Regions from separate parts of the Mus musculus genome. Here region 2 is linked to region 1. A link is a loop called in an ENCODE intact Hi-C map of the cell type or tissue named here. Cell type or tissue: left cerebral cortex. All regions are shown on one strand.

The links. Hi-C counts contacts between places; a loop is a spot of excess contacts. Peaks named below come from ENCODE experiments on the same cell type or tissue, not always from the same donor. Only the 100,000 strongest peaks of a DNase experiment are listed, where the experiment ranks them.
Region 2: it touches region 1 in a loop (2.6-fold over the local background); 7 of 42 quality-filtered maps call a loop at or near these places.

What each region holds. Positions count from the first base shown.
Region 1 is chr4:139,879,959-139,883,958 of GRCm38, reverse strand. No RefSeq gene overlaps it. Among named protein-coding and RNA genes, the nearest start is that of Gm1667, 29 kb to the left of the region's middle. In left cerebral cortex, a CTCF peak has its summit at 2,018 (motif pointing left); no DNase peak of the experiment used is centred here.
Region 2 is chr4:140,017,281-140,021,280 of GRCm38, reverse strand. No RefSeq gene overlaps it. Among named protein-coding and RNA genes, the nearest start is that of Gm52685, 51 kb to the left of the region's middle. In left cerebral cortex, no CTCF peak of the experiment used is centred here; a DNase peak (open chromatin) is centred at 1,678.

The DNA of each region.
Region 1 (4,000 bases):
TCTCAAGTGAGCAGCAGAACTTGGTAGCATTCCAGAAAGCAGCTGAAGCAGGGCAATGTGGAGTCTCTGAAAGGAAGATCTGAGAGGCCACTGTGTGAATCTCTGAAGGTGATCCCCTAAGTTGCAATGGAGACCCTACAATGTTGGAGATGCTGGAACTATGGGTAACCTACAGCCGTGGAGAGGAGCCAGTTCTAGAGAAACGCTGTGTGTTCTGCAGGCAGCAGAGCCAGAGACACAGAGCTACCAAAGCCCTTAGGAGCCCAGGGGATTCCATCATGAGTCTCAGGTGCCTGACACAGAGCTGCAGGATTTGGTGTTTGTCCTGATGGGTTTAGTCTTGCTGTGCCTGCCTTCTTTCCTGCTGGGATGGGCATGTCCATTTTGCATCATCGTTCATTAGAGATAGGTATTTGATTTACCACGCTCTCACGGTGTTGAGAATTGCCTTGAGTCTCAGAAGAGACTTTAGACTTTAAACAGTGTTCGGACTGTTTAAAGACTAAGGACACCTTTGATATTAGGATGAACACATTTTGAATATGAGATGAACCCAGGCTTTGGGGAGATGGGTGGAATATTATTCAAACAAAATTTTTATTTGGATATCACATTAACAAGGGATGAGGTGGTGGTAGTTAAATCACAGTTGTAGACTTGGTGGGATTTAGAAGCACCAGGGACACATACCTCCAGATGTGACTATGAAGGTATTTCCAAAATCTTAACCAAAGAGGTAAGGTCCACCCTGCCTTTGAGCAGCACCATCCCACAAGCTTGTACAAAAGGGAGAACGATTAAGCACTGTTCATCCCTTTCTGGTTCCTGACTGTGGATACAATGTAACCAATAATCACTGGTCACCTGACTGTAGATACAATGTAACCAATAATCACTGGTCACCTGACCGTGGATACAATGTAACTAATAATAATGGTTCATTACTTTCTGTCTCCTGACTATGGATACAATGTGACCAGCTGCCACACAGGCCCTCCACTATGACTTCCTCCCCATGACACCCTGGAACTGTGAGCCAGAATAAAGACTTCTCTGATGTTGTTTTGATCAGGTAATTCATTACAACAAGGAGAAAAGTCATCACTACTCCCCGAAAGGTAGATGCAGGTGACAAGGAGGTGACCCAAGCAGGATGTGTTGCAAGTGCAAAAGCTTAGTCATAACAGTGCAAAGGGTCCAGGGTGCCAGAGCAGCAGGACAATACGGCCAGTGAACAGAGAGATGCAGCCTTAAAGGGTCCAGGCTGGGAGGACACTCAGGGAAACCTGGGCCACTGCCCTAAGACCTGGATGGGAAGGAGCTCAGTCAAGGTCACGTACAGAGCGAGAGGGTAGTTACAGGGGTCCAGGCTGCCATGGGAGGGCTCCTGGGATCCAGCCACAGAGGAGCACTCTGGCGGTGACCCTTCTGATGGGCTGTGAGCTGAGTCAGGTGGAGGAGGCCATCTCCCTGCCACTGACTTTTAAATTAACCTTTAGACTCACAGATGAATGACGCCATCCACCTGCCACTTGGTGTCCTGATGCAGCTGGCAGGACAGTGGACGTGGCCCAGAGGAGACAAGGGCTGCATTCGTGCTAGCTAGTGTCTCAGAGACAGGATATACAGGGCCTTGCAGACAACTCTGGAAATATATGTGACCTATATGACATAGGTCAGGTGTCTGGGAGCAGGGCTCCATGTTTGAGTTCCCTCTCCATGTAGAGAGGCCAGTACTCACCATCTGTGTTACAGAAGGACACAGGGACCTGTCCCAGCCATCTAGCCAAAGAGGGAGGCTCTAGGATGTCAATCATTAAAGACAAAAACCAGTAACAGGCAAGACCACATGTTTGTTGGCCTGGCCCTTCCCCCCAACAAACACACACACCAGAGCAGTTGCCAATTGGTGTCTCTCACATTGGATCCCTCCCATTTCCTGATCCCCAGCCCCATTCAGTGACCAGGCACTCTCTGTTCCATCCTAATGCCAGGAACTCCCTCTGCTGTCCACATAGGGCCACCTGGAGGTCTGCAGTGCTCAGGGGCAGAAAAGCCAGAGTACAGGGCTGAAGAGGGCCTGGGACCAAGTGTCTGGGAAAGGGGGGCCAGGGCAGGGAAGAAATCATCCTGTGAGGCCAATGAAGGAACTTTCTCTTGGTTGTATCCTTTCAAGTGATTTGAATTGGGGTAGAAAAAGTCGCCACACTTAAGCGACTGTTTCCATGGACTTATTATCTGTCTCCATAATCCTTCCACCCACGTGAAGGGGTACATCCATCCAGCACCTGGAGTCTCCAACAATCTGCTTATCAAAGGTGGCATGTCCCAACTGTGTGTGCAAGTACATACGAGGTAACTAAGGATGCCCTTGAACTCCTGATCCTCCTGCCTCCACCTCCTGAATGCTGGCCTTAAAGACACAGTCAGACTTGACCCTGGGTCCATAATCATGCAGATGATGATCTTATTGCTGAAATTGACCACAGGAGGAGTTTAGTCACGAATGTGATGTGCACTAGAATCCTGGCACTCACACCACACTCAGGCCTGGTATCTCCACTGGGCAAAAGTAGAGACTGAGACGAACGAGGAGACCTGTCCGTTGTGCACAGCTGGAAGATAGTGACTGAGAGATCTTGTCCTGGCCTGGCCTGGCCTGGCCTTCACTTTGGAGAGACTGCCCTCCACACAGTAGGGAGGTTTCAGGAAGCTGGGGAGCAGGAATGCTGTGGTCCTTTAAGGACACAGGGACAAACCTGTTCCTGAGCATCCAATGGGACATGTGAGATTAAGCAGCATAAGGCTGAGAATTCTTGTCTCCCATCTGAGTCTTAGAATAAGTTGAGGGCAGGGACAGCCAGGGCTGTTTTAAGGATGGGAGACCACAGGCCTTGGGAGGCTGAGATCTCGGGCCTGTTATGACTTCAGCCCGAATTCTTTCCCTTCTGAAGTCCTTTTATCCGAGCCCAGCCTCCTGAACACAGCAGCCCAAACTCCCCTCTCCCAACCCCAGCTTGTTGCACCCCAGGGTTTCAGACTTCGAGGACATTGATAATCATCCAAGACCATCCACAACTCTGTCAGCCCAGAGAATAACTTTGAGAGGCCCCTTGTCTTTCAAGAGTTCAGAAAGAAGTAAAAATAGCTGAGGACTGACAGGGAAGAGACCATCTCCATCCCTCATCTCCTCTGGATCAGGACTTCTAATCTGTCACACTGTCACATTCAGGAGGCTCCAGTGCCACCTTTCCCATGGCAACATGCGGGCGGCAGAAGTGACAGAAGGTGCTGGCACATTGGCCACCATAGCCGGGGGTGTCCAATAGCAAGGGTCCTGTGTGGGGAACATGATAAATTTGCTGAATGAAAGAACCCCAAGAGGCCAGTTTGTCCTGTTGGGACTTCAGGTATGTACCACCACGTTCAGCTTATGAAATGCAGAGGATCACGCCTTGTACATGCTAGGCGGGCACACTACCAAGTGAGCCCCACTTTTTTTTCTTTTTCTCACAGGCTGCAAGGTTCTGGATCTAGAACCATCACGGATTCCGGCTCTGTCCTCGCATCAGTGGGCCTGACTCACAGGTGTTTCGCTAACCTCATTCTGTACCAGACATGCTGGAGAGAAATACATTTTAAAACCACGTGCAATTTAAAGCGAGTTTAATCTGCATGTCTGGGGTTCATTAACACGTAGATCATCAAATTAGGGATGGCTCACAGCTGTTTGACATTCGAACGGCCTTCTGAGTATCTTTAATAAGTGCCTTTAAATATCATTTTCCCTAGAATTTCAGGGCTGTGTTTCGAGCATGCTGATCTCCAAATGGGAATGTGATTCAATGCACTGGGCTCCATCCTGCAGGAGTGCTGCTAACTTGGGAAGGTTAACATAGAACCTTCTTCCTGCTTCTCCTGTCCCCACTTCAGTGAGTAGTGGCTCCTGGCTGGCCAAAGTCACATGCTCAAGTGTCCCCTTGTCTGTGGCAGACATTGG
Region 2 (4,000 bases), 140 kb before region 1:
CAAACATGAATTAGTGGGATCTGTCCTGCGTGACAGGGAGCCTGGGCATCAGCACCACAGACAGCGTGGCACTGTCACACCCACCACCACACTACTGTATCACCCTACAGCACCTCGGCAGAGCAGTGTAGGCACACCTGGAGGGGTAGGTCTGGGCCTCTGAACCAGAAGCAGGGTTACCCCTGGAGCTTGGCAGGAGAAGTGGGCTATCTCAGAGAAAGCAAGCTACCTGTTCAGGTACACAGCTGGGCGTAGGAGGAAGGGCTGATTCCAGAGAACTGAGCTACTGTGGGGCTAGAGAAGGAAGTGGTGTGGGGTAACTGAAAGAGGTGGGGTAGCCTTGGCTTACACAGATGAAGGGTGACTAAAAAGATACGTGCAGCAAGACAGAGGTGATTAGCATGACTCTGGACTTGAGGGGTGTATTAACAGGGTTCTCTAGAGGAACAGAACTGACTGACTGTGTGTGTGTGTGTGTGTGTGTGTGTGTCCCCAACAATAGCTGTCTACCAGTTGAAGTTGTTCAGTCCATGGGGCTGGATGTCTCTGCTGGTCTTCAGTATTTGTCAGAACCCTGAAGAAGTAGAGAAGTAGGCTCTAATGCCAGTCAAGGAATGGACTTGCTAACAAAAAATAAGGGCAAATGGGGAGAGAGAGAGAGAGAGAGAGAGAGAGAGAGAGAGAGAGAGAGAGAGAGAGAGAGAGAGCACTTCCTTCTCCCTGCAGAACACACAGACCGGATTAAAGGTGGATCTTCCCACCTCAAAAATCTCAATGAAAGGGGTATCATCCCACCCCAGACGATCCAGATTAAAAGTGGACCTGCCCCCTTCAAATGATTTAATTAAGAACAAAGAAATCCTCCAAGACATACCCAGCCACTTGGGTTTTAGTGAATTCCAAATTAGTCAAGTTGACAACCAAGAGTAGACATCAGCAACAGTTACCAGGTCATAATTATGACTAACGTGATGCAGCTATGGTACCTTCAATCACAAACACATTATGTATTTAAGGAGGTTACAATTATACCGAACATGATAAAATTATCCACTGTTCAACCGCAAACAGTATACATTTTAAAATAGGCGCCAGTGCCCCTCAAGGTATATTATTTTTATAATCTCAAACTTAAAGATAGCCACTGATACTTTGTTACATGACATGATAAAGAAATTAAAGAAAACACAAGATCTGTCCAAATAATTCTTAACATACTATGACAGAAACACCCATGTCAGTTGTAATCCTCGTGTCTGCAACTGGTCACATGGCGATAGCTGGGTTCAGAACTCCCATCCTCTCCTGTCTTTCCTCATCCTGCAGGAGCACGGCAACAGGTCTTGGCTTTTTATATGGAGGAGTGACCCATACCTTCATTCCTGACCGGTCTGTGCCTTTGTCAGCCTGCCTGGACTAGGTTCTTAGAGTTTTCCATTGACTTTAATCACAAGACATAGTAGCACCATGAGACACCCTAAAGGATCTCCCACACTCCAGACATAATCTTTCTTACCTCCATTGTAGAGGAACAATCCAATTTTCCCTTGCTAATCTAGGTCAATCACCCCTCCTAACACTGTTATTCCTTTCTTAGACTGTGGGCCTAAGGGCACCAGAAGCCCAAAGTGGCCAGAGGGAAGTCTGAGCTTCCAGTTCAATGGACTGTTTGTTCCAGCTCTTGGCAGGAGCACTCCCCACTTTGGAACAAAAACTTCTAGGTCGTCAGAACTTAAGGTCACAGAAGCAGGAAGCAGAAATTGTCCTAGGAGATCATTAGAAATGATACTGGGTAGAACTAGTCCCCTTTCCACCCCTTGATTCCTGGATTAAGGCGTGTGGATCCTGGCTATATGAGAATCTGTTCCATATGTCAGACACTGATTCAAAGTATACACTGCCTTCTGGAGAACTCTACCCCAGCCTTCCAGGCTGCTGCCACCTAATTGGCCCTGTAACTGTCTTCAAAAGGCCATCCCATCTTCCCATCAGCCCAGCTGTTTCAGGATAGTAGGGGAACATGTTACAACCAGAGGATTCCATAATTGTGGGCTTGCTGTAGTTCTTCACTTCTGGTGGAGTGCCTTGGTCAGAAGCAATACTATATGGAATACCATGAGGGTGGGTAAGGCGTTCTGTAAGTTCAGGGATGGTGGCTTTGGCAGAAGTGTTACGTACAAGAAAGGCAAATCTATATCCAGAACAAGTCTTTACTCCAGTAAGGACAAAGCATTTGTCTTTCCCCTGGGAAAAGGAGTCTAACAGGTCACTGGCTGGTCACCCCGAAGAACCGACCCATATCTGGGGCTCAGTCTTGGTCTCTGTTGTTGGCAAACCTTGCATTCAGCAGCAGCTGTAGCCAGACCGGTCTCAGTGAGTGGAAGTTCATGTTGTCAAGCCCATCAACAACATCCATCTCTGCCATCATGGGTCCATTGGGCAGTGACAGGAATGATGGGAGGAAGAAGCTGATTGTCCACAGCACAGGTCATCCCATCTACTGTATTATTGATCTCCTCCTTGGCTGAAGTCACATTTACAAGATCATTAACATGGGACACAAATATCCTCTACATCCTTTGCCCATTTGGAGAGATCTATCTACATACTTCTTCCCCAGATGTCTTTCTCACCAATTCTTCAACCATGCTCTTTCCAAGTCCCTGACCATCCAGCCAATCCATTGGCTGCAGCCCACGAATCAGTGAACAGTCACACATCTGGCCGTTTCTCCTTCCAAATGAAATGTATGTCCATGTGTGATGCCCAAAGCTCTGCTCACTATGAAGATTCCCTTTTGCCCGAGTCTTTCAGCGTTGTCCCAGAAAGGGGTTGTAATGCTGCAGCTGTCCTCTTCTGGGTGGTACCTGCATAACATACAGAACCAACTGTAAATCAGACCCTAGTCTCTCTTCCTCAGTCAGCCAATCATAGGGCACAACCCAGGATGCTATAGGTACATGCTTGGCAGCAGGGTACAGCATTATAATGGGAGAAGAAACCATAGGATTTAGGCAACTTCTTCACACAATTTGCTCCTGACTTCAGGACCTGCTCTTCTTCTGCACTGGCCAGATAGGAGTGTTAAAGGGAGATGTGATGGGAACCACCACCCCGGCACCTTTCAAGTCCTTGATGGTGGCACAAATTTCTATAATTCCTCCAGAGACATTATACTGTTTTTGATTCACTACATTCCCTGGCATAGGCAACTCCAAAGGCTTTCATTTAGCCTTTCCAACCATAGCAGCCCTCACTCCATCCACAGGCCAGCGCACCAATGTGAGAATTTGATAGCATATATGTTTCTAATATATATATATATGTATATGTACATATATATATATGTGTGTGTGTGTGTATACACACATACATACACATTTACATATATATGGGAGATATATATGTGTGTATGCATATATGTATATATACATGTATATACACTGATATATATGTGTATATGTATATATATACATATATATGTGTGTGTGTGTGTGTGTGTGTGTGTATGTGTATATATATGTATACACACACACATATGCAACATCTTTATGTGTATATATCCCAATTAGACAATCTGGGGATGGGGACAAAAGCCCACAGGATAAGTTCCAGGACCCACTGAACCTATTGTGAGTCAGACTTCAACCAAAACTCCATTACTTGATCACCTGACCTCTATAAGGCCCTACTTTAACTGGAGGGCCACAATGTTTCTTGGGATCTCCCTGAATCAACGTCAATTCAGAACCAGTATTCAATAGACCCTGGAAAGTCTGGTTGTGTCCTTTCACCCAGTGCAGTTACCCTTAGGCCATAGGTCCTTCTGGGGAAGGACAGGAGAAAGGCTAACAGTAAAGCTCGTAGGTTCATGAGCCAAGCTTCCCTTCAGCCACAAGCCAATGTAACCTCTCTTTCATTTGTTTGAGAATGTTTCTGCTTATACAGGTCAAACAGAAATGCAGTAGGCGTCCTATCTATTCCATATCCGGAAACACCA